Linked DNA regions of Homo sapiens: regions 1, 3 and 4 are each linked to region 2. Evidence: chromatin contacts called from ENCODE Hi-C or POLR2A ChIA-PET data. All regions are on one chromosome and are shown on one strand. Each heading gives the region's core, a stretch centred on a gene start or an enhancer-like site at or near the end of the contact. The rest is flanking DNA. Distances are from core to core; before and after follow the strand shown. Region 1 has its middle 64 kb from the start of WDR1. Region 2 holds the start of BOD1L1 (biorientation of chromosomes in cell division 1 like 1). Region 3 holds the start of QDPR (quinoid dihydropteridine reductase). Region 4 holds the start of ZNF518B (zinc finger protein 518B).

What was found. A loop is a pair of places that touch in the nucleus more often than their neighbours do. ChIA-PET counts read pairs that join two places held with the same protein, here RNA polymerase II (POLR2A). Pooled maps may share reads with other maps.
Region 1: a pooled map shows a loop between it and region 2 (10-fold over the local background). The contact joins the enhancer-like site here to the promoter of BOD1L1 in region 2. A Hi-C loop is called at or near these places in 5 of 50 pooled maps.
Region 3: a pooled map shows a loop between it and region 2 (6-fold over the local background). The contact joins the promoter of QDPR here to the promoter of BOD1L1 in region 2. A Hi-C loop is called at or near these places in 7 of 50 pooled maps.
Region 4: a loop to region 2 is called in a map of gastrocnemius medialis, with 8 times the contacts of the local background. The contact joins the promoter of ZNF518B here to the promoter of BOD1L1 in region 2. A Hi-C loop is called at or near these places in 4 of 168 maps with a recorded cell type or tissue (CD4-positive, alpha-beta T cell, CD8-positive, alpha-beta T cell, gastrocnemius medialis and 1 more) and 11 of 50 pooled maps. POLR2A ChIA-PET finds 5 or more read pairs at or near these places in 1 of 52 experiments (activated B cell).

The regions. Positions count from the first base shown.
Region 1 is chr4:10,178,990-10,182,961 of GRCh38, reverse strand. No RefSeq gene overlaps it. Among named protein-coding and RNA genes, the nearest start is that of WDR1, 64 kb to the right of the region's middle. Within about 2 kb of position 1,346, at least 3 of the 41 ENCODE cell types and tissues checked have a DNase peak (open chromatin) inside an H3K27ac peak, as active enhancers do.
Region 2 is chr4:13,625,151-13,629,263 of GRCh38, reverse strand. It overlaps BOD1L1 (biorientation of chromosomes in cell division 1 like 1), which reads left to right and starts at 1,539. Exons shown (of 26, transcript NM_148894.3): 1 at 1,539-1,919. The coding sequence starts at 1,677. It overlaps MIR5091 (microRNA 5091), which reads right to left and starts at 1,399; the gene lies at 1,307-1,399. RefSeq lists enhancers at 649-1,379, 1,383-1,542, 1,380-2,110 and a silencer at 1,683-1,882.
Region 3 is chr4:17,510,670-17,514,425 of GRCh38, reverse strand. It overlaps QDPR (quinoid dihydropteridine reductase), which reads left to right and starts at 2,336. Exons shown (of 7, transcript NM_000320.3): 1 at 2,336-2,476. The coding sequence starts at 2,372. RefSeq lists a silencer at 2,128-2,707.
Region 4 is chr4:10,455,118-10,458,863 of GRCh38, reverse strand. It overlaps ZNF518B (zinc finger protein 518B), which reads left to right and starts at 1,438. Exons shown (of 3, transcript NM_053042.3): 1 at 1,438-1,547. RefSeq lists a silencer at 1,323-1,962 and enhancers at 2,093-2,252, 1,515-2,330, 2,313-2,372.

The DNA.
Region 1 (3,972 bases), core at 97-2,596, 3.4 Mb after region 2:
GCCATGAAGACAGGCATGTGTCTATTCATTCCAGCATTATTTTCAATATCAAAAACACAGAATCGACCTAAATGCCCACAGATGGTAGACTGGATAGAGACAATGTGGTACATATACACCGTGGAATACTATGAAGCCATAGAAAGGAATGAGGTCATGTCCTTTGCAGCAATATGGAGCTGGAAACCATTCCTCTAGATGTGCTAACACAGAAGTGAAAAAACAAATACATATGTTCTTTTTACATGGGAGGCCAAACAAGATGACCACAGATACTGGGAGGGGAACAACATACACTGAGGCCTACTTGAGGGTGGAGGATAAGAAATACCCATTGATATTACATGTATTACCCAGGTGACAATTATCTGTATACCAATCCCACAACACAGCTTACCTACAACATGTCCCGCACATGGACTCCTGGACCTAAAATAAGACCAGGAATTCTTTAAAGATTAGGAATTCTACAAATGTCAGTGTTAATTTAGTCATGATAAATGTCTATCAACTAAGCTATGTAGTATGGTTAAGCACGTTTCCTAGAAGGCTCTAGAAATGTAAAGTCTTAACAGAAAGTGCTATGTTAGTAAGTGGAACTAACGTATAGTCAGTTTGACATGTTGAAGTCAAATACACGCTGGGACAGCTGTCAGCAGTGCAGGGGTCACAGCAAAGGAGCCAGCAATCGGTCCTCCAAGGACTCACCCACAAGCAGCATGAGGGCAGGTTCTCTCAGCCTCTGCCCAGATAGGATGCTATTGGGCCACATGTAGCCTATGTGAAGTCATGAAGGCCATTCAGACCCACACTGGGCTGTACTGCATGAGGACACGATGGCTGTGGTGCAAGTCCCAGGACATAATGGTGAAAAGGATGTCCCTCAGTGACAGGGAAAGAGCCAGGACATTCAGAAGCCCCAGGAGCTCATTTAGGAAAAATATCCACATATGCACACTTTCATACAGGTTAGAGAACAGTGATGCAACACAAGGACCTCATCAGAAGAGTTCAGGAAAGCATTCCTGCCTGGAGCAGTTCATACCACGCAGGGATCGAATCAACTCTGACTACCTCGTCATGCAAACTGAGTTGCTCTTTGAAGGTGAGAATCATGAGTAAGGGAGAAGCCTATCTTAAATACACTCTAAAGCCAGTGAGATACACAGCTACTGAATTACCTAGACCTTTCCTGGCATTGTGCATCCACACAGATGGTTTGAGTCACAAGTTTTAGGCAACAAAAAGATCAAGTGACAGACATCTCTCTCCATGTCAGTGCCAAGCTGAGGTCCATTTCTCATTCTCCAGGGCATCAGCTTCCACAGCACAAATTCCATAACTGCACTCTTTTGTGTGACTCAGTTCCTGTGATGCATATAGAGGATGTAGTCTTGAATTCAGTTGGAATGAAGTGCACCCTCTACAAGATTATCTCAGCTCTCCAAGTTCTAGACACTCCTATCTACTTGCCGTTATTTACATTTATGTCTGTCCTTATATCTCCCTAAACCTTCAGGTGGGATTCTTCAAGCTAAAGATTGCCTCTAAACTTCAGAGCCAGCAAACTTGTGAATCTTAATTTGAAAGCCTCCTTGAGTGACAGTCATGAACTAGAGTGTTCTTGGTAGATAGAAGTGGAATATGCAAACTCATGGTGGTTTAAGAAGGGAAGGACATTGACAGGAAGTGAAGTCATCTAGAGACCTCAACATGAGCAGAGGAAGATAAGAGGAGCTCAGGGACTATTGTTCTGACTGCCCCAGTGATTACTCCAGCAGACACTCTGGAGCCCAGAGGCTTCCATCACACACGTCCACTGTCAGAGGAAGCTGAAAGACTTGATATCCAGCCAGCTGGGAGTGGAGTGTTAGCGGTATGGGCACTGCTACCATCATGAGTGGCTCTCAAAACAGCTGGGTTCTACATCCATTTCAATCACGAAGCAGACAACCATGAGAACCTTGGTCCCTGAAGGATCTCTGCATGCTGAGAAATTAGTGCCAATTCTTTAAGAGGAATTTCTATGACTTCTTCCTGTATCAAGGGACAAGGCATAAGAGATAAGGAAAAAAACCACAAGTGTGTCAATTCCCTGTCAGTGGTGTATAAGCCCAAAATTACCCCCTGGGTACCCAGAAACCATAACTGACCACAGCAACAGTATATTCCAACCACAGGGCTCACGGTGCATTATCACAGTCCCTGCAACAAGGTTGATGGGGGTCTGTTCCCCAGTCTACATCCCTTAACATTGTTTCAGGTTGCCACCAGGACACCAGTGAACAGGAGGCCTAGACCTTTTCCCTGAAAAGGGAACCAAACAAGGATTCTTAGGTTTAAGCCATAGGGCCAAGATCACTCAAGTATAGAAAAAGATGAAATATGTAGAGAATTCAAAGCATCATGATTCTGTTTAAGTCATTCTATGACCAAAAAAAAAAAAAAAAAAAAGCCCTATCACTGTGGTGTGGCCAAGTATTCAAACTATTTGAAGATCATAAAGCCTCGGATGTTTCTTTTGGTCATAGACTACATATAACCAAGTAACTATCAACAGTTCTCAGTTACTCAGTCTTCCCCATTGACAGGTTCACCAAAGGCTGTCCTCTCTTCCCTCTCTGGTTCTACCAAAAGCCTATGAAGGATCCAATTCTGCAGGTAGACCCTACATTTCAGTCCCCACTCTAGATCAGCCAGGACCCACGTAAGACCACTTGCATATCTATATCCACCCTACACTGGCTCCCCAGTGCTGACTAGGACTCAAGGACATGTGACTGACTTATGTCAAGAGCACATCTCTGCTGGCAGGAATACGATGAACACCTGCCCCAAATACCACAGGTCCTGTTTCTTCATCTAGCTCAGCCTACCCAGGATCTGTGATTAGGGTTTAATGAGACTGGCAGAGAGGTTCCTGTCTTCCCCTAAGAGGGCAATTCACAAGCCCCCATAAAAAGTCCTTCCATGCTTTCTTCTAGTATCGGGATCCCTTTCAGGTATTAAGCAATGAAGATCTGGTCAACTAAGGAGACAGCAAGTTTTGAATACAGCCTCACCCCTTTGTAAACATTGACACCATCCACATTTCCAAAGTTACAGATTAGAGAATAGTCAGAAAACACAAGGACCTTATCAGAAAGGTTCAGGAAAGCATTCCTGCCACCCAGAGCAATTCACACCATCCAGGGATTAAATTGACTGGCTCTTTATGGCAAACTAAACTGCTTTTCAGAGAGCCTCAGTAGTCTGTCAGCTCTGAAAACGGTGAGGGCTGCTTCTTGATTAGGAGGACATGCTGTCTGCATTCTGAATCTCCCAAGCATCATACAATCCTCCCAGTAAGGTCTTTGTGAAGTTCATCTCCATCTTATCTGCCAGTCTGAGGAAGGACAGATGTGTGAATGAAGCTTTAGTCAATGACTTCAGTGGCAGTTGACTTTAGAGTTCCGAAAGACCAATTTAAACAAGAATTGAAGACTGGCATCTGGCACATCTTCTGTACATGTGAGAGTAGGTGACTTGATACCTTAAAGATCTTTTTGGATACTCAAATATTCCTACAGATCATATTGGGGCAGTGCAAGTGTCAGACAACGAAGAGCATAGAAGTTAAGGAGAAATCCAGTGAGTTTTGCCACCAGAAGCTAAATGTATTTCCAACACTAAAGAATTGGGTACACCTTGAGTGGAGGTGGCTCACAACCTAAACTGGTGAGTTTTCCCTCCCAGCCTCTACCTTTTCCCCCTCCCTCACTGGCTTAACCTTGTACATTCTAGCAATAAACATGCAAACTGGCAGAAAGACCTACTTCTGGGAAGACAATTCTCACAAGTGAAGGTGGATGGATGTGGCATAGTTCATGAGGCATCAGAAGCCCAACAAGAGTCCAGCTGCCATTGCAGACACTCCCGGCATGGTTGCTGCTGGGATCTCCCATGCCTGGGCAATGGTTAAGGACAAGCTAG
Region 2 (4,113 bases), core at 290-2,789:
ACTGTGCCCAGTGACAAAGATTTTGAACTTGAATGAGCTAAATCTGCAGTTGCAAATTTTGACAAAAACATAATTTAACCACCTGATAACAAAAATAAATCTTATCCAAAACTATTTATGAAAATGAAAAATGTTTAGATATTCTCCAAACTTTCAGTATATCAGGTGAAAGGTACACCTCATTGAAAAAATCAGGTCTAATTCATAGTCATTTGGTATCTTGGTAAAACCTATCTGGTATATTTCCCAGAATCTGAAAGAGTGAAAAAATAAGGATTAAGTAAACAAATCCTTTGGCAAGCCAGGTGGTTTTCAGCTCTTTGCTTTCCATAAAATAGAAGGAGGGCCTAATTGAAGTCAGCTCATAGATAATCAAATCTAATTTTTTGAGGTCAAGAATTGAATGATATTGCTACAACAAAACTCTTCCATTCCTAGGCACAGTACTTGTTTATATGAACAAGGTTTCTCAGGGCACACAGCTATAAAAATTACAAATAGGAATAGAATTGATGCTCAACCCTTCTTTTCCTACTAATAAGATATATTCAGCCACAGATGTAGGAACTTTAAAAAGCAACAATATGCATTTTTCAATAAAGTTACACACACTATTTAGTAATTATGAAATTTTCTAATATTTATGTTGCTTTGACCACGTACTAATAATAATTTCAAAGATGATGCAGTCCAAAAGCAGGTGATTTGCTAGCTGTGTAATCTTACTCAACATACTTAATTTATCTGAGCCTTGGTTCCCTGATTTGCAAACTGGGGACAGTAATCAGACCTAGCTCTTAGTGTTTGTCCAAAGATTAAATGCGTTAATACATGTAAAAGCACTTAACGCCACGCTTGGTACATAATATGTGCTATAGATGTTTTACCTGCTATAATCATAGTAATCAATAGCAAATCTCCTAAAAATAAAAGCCTGTCGATTTGTCTTCACAGATAGGAAGAACGGGCTGGAGGGATCGGATCTAATCCACAGGCACACTGCCAGAAACAAGGGACCCCCACGGGGAAATGGTATGTGCAGGCAGAAGAGAGACAGAAGGAACTTGGAGCTACCTGCTGGGACAAGAATAGTGCAGGATCACAGGCTAAGAACGAAGAGGGTTGGGCGAAGTTAGAATGAGCAGATCCACGTAGGGTTCGCATTACAAATGTCTATGGATCTCTATGCACTGCTCCGGGAAACTGGAGCAAGAGAGGCAGGCCTAAAATGCCGTCGCGGATGAAGCGGGGCCAGAAACGCACTGCCCCCGCTCAGACCTAGGGCCCCAGGTGTCGCGCGGGTCGAAGCCCTAACCTCCAGGGACTCCAGACCCCTGCCGGTGACCTAAACCCCACAACCCGCGACCAGCACAGTCTTGTCGTCTCCGTCGCCACAGTCGCCGCCACTTCCGGCGCAGCTCGGCCTCGCGAGGGCGCTTGCGCCCGGCGACGGTCGAAACTGGCTCTTCGCGGCCTCCGTCGCCGGACTTTCGTCAATGTTGTCACCGTCTTTTCCTCCTTTCCCCCAGTTCCCTTTCACTTCCGGGGTTGCTCTGGATCCGCTGGTTCCGTAACAACATCCCGTTGGCTTCCCTCAGGCGGCGGGACCAGTGCAGCCGCCGCCTCCCAGGATCGTCCGCCGGTCAGGGCCCTTGCCCTCCCCGGCACAGGCCACCATGGCCACCAACCCACAGCCGCAGCCGCCTCCTCCGGCGCCGCCGCCTCCCCCGCCGCAGCCGCAGCCGCAGCCACCGCCGCCGCCGCCGGGCCCCGGGGCTGGCCCCGGCGCGGGCGGGGCGGGCGGCGCGGGTGCGGGCGCCGGGGACCCGCAGCTCGTGGCCATGATCGTGAACCACCTCAAGAGCCAGGGGCTCTTCGACCAGTTCCGCAGAGACTGCCTGGCCGACGTGGACACCAAGGTTAGGAGCGCGCCGGGTTTGGGGGTCTGCGAGGGAAGGGGAGGACCCAAGGGCGCGCTTCTTTTGCAGTGGCTTCCTCTTGGAGCTGCAGCTGTGTGCCACGGACTGTGCAAAGCACAGAGTGTTCATTCCTTAGCGTGTCCTTTGGTTCGTTTTACCGACTAGTGTTTAAGTACCTACTACGTGCCAGTCATGGTTTCGGCACAGTGATTACCCCGGTCTGATGAGCAAGACTAAGGCATTGTTCTTACAGGAACTGGTTTGGAAACAGTGGCGCTAACAGTAGCCAGTTTTGTATTCATTCTCATATCTGATGATTTTACTTTGTATCGAAGTTATGTTTGCCTTCTTTCTTGAAGGTTTCTGGGCGGTAAGGGCCTTTATCCTTTGGAGAAATGACTAAATGGTAATTGAATCAAGTTATGTGTAATATGCTTTGCTGGACATCGTGGGGGTGGGAGCGCAAAGATAAGGAGGCAAACCTGAGACAGGACTTTAGTATTGTTTCTAGCAGTGATTGCCTGATTTAGGTAACTTAGGCCATGTCACCATTCTAAGGTAAGAAGGGACAGGAAGGTGGGGTAGAGAGAACCGAGTCATTCAGTGGAGAAAAGATGCAGGAGAGGTGACAGCAGATACTGAAGTGGAGAAAGGACAGGAAAGAGAGCAGATTCAGGAGAGTAATGTAGAGAAGGGAAAGGACAGCAACAAGGTTCCCTGTCCAGAAAGAGAGGCTGGAAAGGGGAAGGGATTTTGTACCAAATGTCAGAGTGAAAGGGACATTAGCAGGAACAAGTAAACTTAGCTGGATTGGCAAAGAATTAGCCAAAGACACCAGGAAAGAGCAGTCAGTGAGATGGATGGAAAACCACAGTACAGTCTAGAATTCTGGAAGCAGAAAGCATGTTGGAAAATTAACTGGTTTGTAGGGGTTGTTTTTGTCTGCTTGTTAAATCTGGTTGGGTCCATTGGATTGGAGTTTTGATGAAATGAGGGTTTCCTTTTTTTTTTTTTTTTTTTTTTTTGAGACAGAGTCTCGCCCTGTCGCCAGGCTGGAATGCAATGGCGTGATCTCGGCTCACTGCAACCTCCGCCTCCCGGGTTCAAGCGACTCTCCTGTCTCAGCCTCCCAAGTAGCTGGGATTACAAGCGCGTGCCACCACGCCCTGCTAATTTTTGTATTTTTAGTAGACACAAGGTTTCACCGTGTTGGCCAGGATGGTCTCGATCTCCTGACCTCGTGATTCGCCCAGTAGGCATGAGCCACCGCGCCCGGTCGAGGGTTTTCTCATAGTATGTTTAGTTGTTCTGAGGAGCTTTGTATCTTTGAGAAATGCATGTTTACAACATCCACAGTTTCTTCTAAAGCTTTCAGGTGAACTGCACACAGTTCCACTATGTCTTCTGGGGAAACTCTTGAATATCCTGGTACATCTTCCTTTATAAGGACTCATACTGGGCCCACTATGTAAAACGTGGTTTTTCGGGATATTGGAGGTTTTGCACCACAGAGAATTCAATTCACTTGGGAGTGTTCATCTATTTAGGAAGTATAGTTTTTTTTACTTTTGTCTTCAGGAATATGCACTGCTACCTTTTAGAAATAATTTCTATTGCCTTTATTATTTTTGTTGTTATTTAATGGGAAAAGGTTAGACATGGCCAGGTAAATGTTATCAAATAAAGTTAGTTATTCGTATTCAACAAGTGGAATTTTTACTTTGCTGTTCTCAGAAACCCATGAATCTGTGTGTTCTCAGAAACCCATGAATCATTATGTATACAAATTAAAAATTGTAATGTACTGCTGCAATGTCTGAGGCTCAACTTTTTTATTATCCTATTCCCACAAAATGTTATTGGTATGTGTCTATAATATCCCTGCCAGACCCTTCAAAGTAAAGGATTAAAACCTTTTTTGGAGGGAAGGAGGGAAGCACAGTATCTCTGATCATCTAATGAAAGTTAGGACCTTCTCTCAAGAAAAATGCGCAAGTAACACATTAAAACGCTGTTTTTCTACTTCAGAATGGTCAACTATAGGCAATTTCATGAGAATCAATCTAATAACATATACAGTTTCAGTGAGTTCAGGAACCATGGAATAAGAACCTATTTTAATGTTCTTAGCCTCTTTTTTGAGGTCAAGAATTGAATGATATTGTTACAACAAAACTCTTCCATTCCGAGGCAC
Region 3 (3,756 bases), core at 1,087-3,586, 3.9 Mb before region 2:
TCTAGGCTTTCCTTTTAATCTGTAGATACTAGGAATGAAATATTCTTTCCTTTCTATCTTATACTGTGGACTTTGACATTTTGACTTTTACCTTATTCCTGAATATCAACTTAACATCATGTGAGACTGGCAACAGTCACTCTATCCATATCTCTGGGGAGCAAAGTTGGGCAAAAGTGGAGCAGTAAAATTTCTTAGTTGGTCACAGAAGCCTGAAGGGGGGTTCAGGAAGTTGCACTGTTAACCAATAGGGGTCCCAGGAATCTCACTTGGAGAGTGTCAAGGAAGCAGAGGGACACATTAATGGAAATGTCAGTTTCCTTCCTCGCAACTGGGGCTCACTTCAGTGGCCACTCCACAATGAAAATAAAAATGAGAATTTCTGAGCCTGGGCAATGTAGTGAGACCTTATCTCTACAAAAAATAAAAAAAAAAAATAGTTGGGCCTGATGGCGTGTATTTGTAGTCCCAGCTACTGGAGGCTGAGGCTGGAAGACTGCTCCAGCCCAGGAGCTCAAGGCTGTAGTGAGCTATGATCATGCCACTCTGAGTAACAGAGTGAGATCCTGTCTCTTACTATATATACAGATGAGTGGCACTTTACCATGTACAAAATGCAAAATGCTTTGACCATATGCTTGCTCACCTCTGATGCTCCAGCAACCCTTTAAGGTAAACAGGAGATGCACGATTTCAGCCATTTCTCTCATGAAAAACTGGATGTCAGTGCTGGGGCTGAAATTCAGGTCTTTGAATTACAACAGCTCATCTTCATCCCAGTGACTTTGAAACAGCAAATGTTTTTCTGGTAAAAAATAACAGAATACATATAAAAGGCTCAGAAGACTGCTTGGCACATTAAGTGATCAATAATGTTAGTTCACGTTCTTATTTTAACATTAAGCATGCTTTGACAAGTCAGGACTTGCGTAAATATCATTGAGTCATATTTCTGCCGTCAGTGAGGGACCTGTGTCAACTTTTGGTGTTTTGAGGGTTAAGCAATTGTTTTCAGAAAAACTCTAAGGGAAACACTTGATTCCCAACAAGCCTTTGTCTTGCTGAACAAAGGTGTGGTTAAGTGGAACTCTAGCTATTGAAGACCTGTGTTCAAATTCCCACTCTTCCAGACAAGTGTCTGTGACTCTCATGCCTCAGCTTTCTAATCTGCATAGGATTATCGTGTGGAGTAAAGTGAAATAGCACAGGCAGATCACTTAGCGCAGTGCCTTGGATATAAGGAGCACTAAATAGATGGTGCTCTCCTCTCCATCCAGCCTCCTAGCAGTTCTATTTCTGATAATGAAGCTTCTGACAACAAAATGTGCTGCTGGCTGCATCCTCTTCTCTAGTGACATATTTCTGCATGCTTTACCTGGCACAAGTTTACTGAACAAACATCTGTGTCTGCTGTGTACAAGGTTATATGTGGATGGGAAGTGACACAAAGATGTATGTAATACAGGGTTCTGCTATCAAGAAGGTTATGAGAGTGTTAGAGCTCTGGTTCTCTATCAGTGATGAATTTGCCCCTAGGAGACAACTGTTAAATCTGGAGATATTTTTGATTCTTATGAGTGAGGGGTAGGGGTTTGCTATTGATTTCTAGTATATGCAGGCCAGGGATGCTGTAAATATCCTACAGTACCCAGGGCAGCACCTGTCACAAATAATTATCTGGCCCAAAATGTCAGTAGTGCTGTAGATGAGAGGCTCTGTGTTAAAGATACAGGCCATGGGCAGAAATAACTAATATACAAGGGAGAAAATGCCAGGATCTGTGTCTGGCGATGGGTGGCATATAGTAAAAGGGCCATTTGGATTAATGGGTATAAATTTACGGTTAGATAGAAGAAATAAGACCTAGTGTGGTTTGTCTCGTCTCGGCGGTGGACTTTCAGCTCCTTGAGCGGAGCGACCTCTTCTGTTTTTTTGGCAGGTGGGAATACTTAAATCTCTATTTTGATGCACAATTAAAAATAAAAAATTGCCAAAACAGTGGTCGAAAATTGTACTATACTATATTTTACATGCTTACACTTCACAAATTAATGCTCGTAAAACACCCGCTCTCCACCCTCCTCGCCCTTAGCCCGGCTCGCTGCACGCCCCGAGGCCCAGCACTTGCTGGCGGGTGGGAGGAGGGGCTTCGCCGATGTCCCCGTCCCAGGGGCAGGGCCTGGCCGAAGTTACAGTCCCTCCGGGTGGCGGGGCGCCCCGAGCGTGGCAGCGCGCTAGGCGGCAGCAGCGGGCGCGGAGCGGGGCGCGGCCGCCGCGCGTTCCCTCTTGGCGGGGTTGGCCGGCCGGGGCGGGGCGCGGCGCTCCGGCTCGAGGCATTCGGAGCTGCGGGAGCCGGGCTGGCAGGAGCAGGATGGCGGCGGCGGCGGCTGCAGGCGAGGCGCGCCGGGTGCTGGTGTACGGCGGCAGGGGCGCTCTGGGTTCTCGATGCGTGCAGGCTTTTCGGGCCCGCAACTGGGTAATGCTGCGGGCTGGGGCTGCTGGGTCTCCGCGGGGGTGGCCGGGGGCTTTCGTGTGGAACCCGGCGGGGGGCAGTCTAGAGGAAGGTGGGGGCCCCTGTGCACCCCCTGACTCGTGTTGCTTGCACGTGCGCGCACAGGTCTACGCGTCTATTCCTGTTTCCGAGTGCGTGCGCACGCCAGTCCCAGGGCGCTGGGCCTTTGCTGTGCAAGGAGGTGCTCCGTGGGCCTCCGCCAGACCCAAAAAGTCCGGCGTGACTCGGGAGAGAATTCCAAAGGGGAGGAACGGGAGCAGGGGTGAGAGGACGGAGAGAGAGTGTAGAAGGAAGGCTCTAGAATGAGACAGCCCAGTCCCGGTTACTAGTCATGAGACCGCGTATTGATTACCTAACGCCGTAGGACCTCGGTTTCCCCATTTGTACAACGGAGATTCTGACAGTGAGAGTTGGGACGATTAGATGAGATAATTGGTGTCGTTGCACATAAATTACCTGACGCCTGGTAAAAACTGTTTAAATGCTGTCTATTAATGTTACTATTACTACCCACCCCTGTTCTTTTAGCCCCATTGGATCTGACAGTTTGAAGGCTCAGCACGGAAAAACGCTGACGGCTTCTTTGCTCTGCAAAGACTATTTCAACTACTTTGCATAGTCAGGTGTCAATTTCCAGGAGGCGGCAAGTCGGAGCAGAGCTGATACATGGCCAAAGACCCTTGACCTCAGCCGCTCAGCAGGCCTCAGCAATTTCCCGGTGGAGACACTGCCAGCGGCAGCGTTCTGGGAGCTTAGTTAGCAGCAGCAGCACAGCAGCCTGGGCAAGAGTTCCCCTGGGACCAGAAAAAGGCTTTCAGGATTTTCTTTAAAAAAAAACTATCTAATTTTTATAGATGAAGGGGGCAAAAGTACAGTTTAGTTACATGGATATGTTGTGTAGTGGTGAAGTCTGGGCTTTTAGTGTAACCATCACCCAAATAGTGTACATTTACCAAGGTTTTCTTGTTGCTCAGAATCTGGTACAGGAATATGCTTCTGAAGAATTCAGTCACACCACTCCCTTCCTGCCACCCATCTGCTCAGTGCTTGGGGACACTGATGAGGGCGCTTTCCCAGGTCTTCAGAGATGCATGGTGGTGACAGAGGCAGCACTTCTGCCAAGGGCCAGGCACTGTGTTCCCAGTACCAGAGTTCCCATAGACTCTTAATGCCCCCAATATCTTTAAGGCAGTAGATCCTGTTAGCGTCATGTGTTAGAGGGTGAAGGCTGTGCTTTCTCCTGG
Region 4 (3,746 bases), core at 189-2,688, 3.2 Mb after region 2:
AGAATTAATAGTTTTTCCTGATGTGGCTCTGTTTGCCACTAGAGATTTTCAGGCAGTGGCTCCTAGTTTGGATTCTCAATGCCTTTCCCAACTTGACCCTACTCTTGAGGGAGACTTTGAACTCTCTGGCATATTCTCTCTGATAGGTGCTATCTGCACATAAATGTGTTTTTCTGAGAAGAGGTTCCTTAGCTTTTCTGAGCCCTAGGAGATAGAAAACCAGGACCCTAGCAGCTCCCTGATCAGGACCGAGGTTAGGAGCACTGCAGCCTAGGGCAGGAAGAAGGATTTGCTCTCTGGGCTGCTATTTTCTCTGCCCAGCTCCTGATACTTTAGTGGTGGAGGTTTTGCCCAGCTGCTGGACTTGTGGCTGAGCCTGTCTTCTTCAACTCCGCTTCTCCGTGTGGCAGTACTGCCCAGGCCCACATCTCCTCCGTGCAGCATACTGGCCGCTGTCCGTGCACGCCGACCTTTGGCCGCCAACAGGAAGGTGATGGAAACCAGCCTTGCCCCGCCCCCGCCTCCAGAGCTTTGAAATAAACTTTAGCTGTTCATCCCGAAGAAACTGTACTTCCCAGTGACGCTGCTCCCATGCCTCAACCTGCCCCTGCTGGAGAGCTGTTTCACTTTGTGGGGAGTCACTGATTGTGCGGGACCTGGCAATATGGTCTTCTTCTTTCCTCTTAGAGGCTCTATTCTAAATATGTCTTCCTTCCGGACCGTAGATGCAGGTGTATCTAGAGGGCAGTTGGCTCGCCCAAAATAGCACCGAAGTCCAGGAGGCAGGAAAGAAACTCTGGCATTAAATGAGCTCACACCCTCTCCAGACTCCCACAGTCATTGTCCCCTCTGACCCTCGCAACGCCCAACTGCTAGAGGAGGCTTTGCGCCTCACATACGACCTTCCCCGTCTTCAGAAATGAAGACACTGAGAGAGGTCAGGGGACTTTCTCGCCAAGGTCCAGCAGCTAAGATGTAAAGGAGTAGGGAGAGTCAGGATTTGTACCCAGGACTTCAAGGCCATCTCCTTCACTGAAGCTCTCCAAGAAGACGAGTTTGGAGGCTGAGGACCTGAGCTCCTCTTCTCTCGCTTTCACTCACCCACTGCAGGACTGCAGGCTCCAGGGAGGCAGGCGCCAAGGCCGCCCTCCGCGGGACCCGGTACAAGGCAGGCGCCCCGGGATGGCAGACTGGGCCAGGACCGAAGCCGAATCCTTCTTTTGCCTGCGGCATGGCTAAATGTGGACCTCGCTCGCTACGGTGCGAACGTGTTGGGTCAAGCTCTAAGCCCAGAAGTGGGGCTCGGCTGGGTCTGAGGCTCCCCGCTCTGGACAGCTTAGAAGCCCGGCGGGGGCGGGCGCAGCCTTAGAGACCTCAGGCGCCGGCCTCGCTGGAGCCGCGCCGCCGCTTCACATTGCGCACGCGCGGGGCTGGCGCGGGCTCCGCCCCCCGGGTAGGGACCTACAGCGGGCGCGGCGCCGGCGGTCTGCGGCCGGCGGTGTAGACGCCCCTTCGCCGGGACCTGGCACCCGAATCCGGCCTGCCGGGTAAGTAGCTGAGCGGGAGGGCGAGGGCCCCCGGATCCGCGTGTACGTGACCGAAGCGCCAGCTGCGGCCGGGTCGTGGGGGCGCGCGGGGCGGGGGCCTGACGGGGCCAGGCCGGGGCGGGTCGAGCGGCCGCGGCCCCGCGTGCCCGCGCTGAGGGCTGGCGTCGTGGCAAGTGGCACCGGGTAGGCCGAACGCGGGCTCCGGCTGGTGGGCGTGGGGCACCGGCTGGGGTGGGGGCCCGGGCCGCGGCTTGGCGCGCGTTGAGCAGGTACGCGGGCCTGGCCTAGGGTCGGGGTCCGGCCCGGCGCCCCCAGCTCGCCTTTGTGCGCCGCGACCCCGCGGACTCGGCCGACGCGCCGGGGCGACCGAGGCGGGGGTGGCAGCGTCCCGCGGGGCCGTTCGTGTGGCGCCGCTGGCCCGGCCTGCGCTCCCCGCCCCCAGCGTTATGAAGGATGCCTCCTCCGAGGGCTCCTACCGTCCGCGCCGAGCAGGAAGTGTCGTCAGGAGGCCATTTTTAAAGCCTCCTGCGGGCCTCGGAGCTGAGCGTTGACGGTTTTGGTTTTCTTCGGTTGGAAGAACCCCGGCCTTCCCTCGCGGCGAGCGGGACGCGCCTGGGAGACGACGATGCGCCCGATGCACCTGGCCTCGTCCTCCGAGCGCCCAGGCTCAGGCGCGCTCGCCTCGGATGCTGCCTGCCATCGGGGGAGCGTGCCGACAATAAACTCGAAAACCAGCCTGGCATTGTCTTTCCTTGAGAGGGTCAGGGGTGGGCTCGTCCATCGAGGTCCTGCGCATCTTTTACGGGGGGCGAGGACATAGGAGGTTGAGAAGAGATGGTGAAGGTTTGAATTGTTCCAAATGCTGATGTCATTGTGGGACCTCCCCATACCGGCCTGCCCGTCTTATCTTGGTGTCTTTGGGGTTTGGGGCTCTGTAAAGCCAAGAAATTGCAGGGTTCAAAAGAATGAAAGTTTCTTAACCAGAAAGGAAAAGCCAAAAGAGCGAACGGGAGAAAACACTTAAGTCTTTATAAGTTGGGTAGTTAATGTATCCCGTTACAATACCTCTGACTTTAAAAATTGTAATAATGAACGATTTATCAACGTAACATTAAAAAAAAAAACTACAGAGCATTATGTCCTATTTAAAAGTACAAATCTACGTAGCTAAACTCTAATGTTGTGTTAGACTCTTTAAACCATCTTAAGTTTAGACTTGAAATCACCAAGAATTAAGACAAACCTGGGTCTCTAGAAGCTTGCAGTACTCTTCTACAGTAGAGCAGAGACTGAGGATGGGAATACATCTCTTTTCTCTCTCTTGAGTCACATATGCAAAGTTCAGCCCAGCATATGATGTCAGTACACAGCCAAGGGTTCAGAAAATATTGTTTTAGAAACCAATGTTATATACTGTTGTCTCTTTGAGTAGAATACAAATAGTTCTTTTTTAAAATTGTGTGATATTGATATCTTTAACTAGGATGCAATTTTTAAAAGTTACTTTCATCTTGGATCAAATTTAGCCTTCAAAAATAACACTTTTTTGCGTAGACAGTTTGCTATGCTGATAACATTCATTGCAAATGCAATTTGAAAAGAGCAGACAAAGGATGGCATTCCTTTATTTATTGGGACTCCTTTCTGATGTATTATACCCGATCTGAAGATCTTAAAAATGCAAAATGGCAATTAAAAAAATCCATTTAGATCTCTAGAGATTTATTTGCCTTTAAGTAAGGGCATCGGGGCCAGTTTTTGTGCAAAAGGAAGAACAAAGAACATTTTATTTTTGTCTCTGTGAAGCCTGCTCTTTCATTCATTCATTCACTCATTCTTTCAACCAGTACGAACCTTATTGAGTGCCTTCCTTGGCCAAACCCTTCGCTATTGATCATGATAAACAAGATCCTTACCAGGGAGGGTTTCCCCAATCATGATTGTTCTCAAACTGCCTGCTGTCTACTGCATTTTCTTTGTTATGCAAACTCAGCTAACTGCAATTTCCAGGATTCATCCTTGGAGTGAAAGCAGCTACAGATCAGCCAGTCTAAACATTGTCATCATAGGGTGAGGGTGGGGAGGCATCAAAATCAACTAGGGAGAATTTTAAACCATATGCCTGAGCCCCACCCTAGGAAATGGTAACCTGATCTGCTAGGTTGCATGTGAGTCCTGGGAATCCTTTTTAAGTTCCGT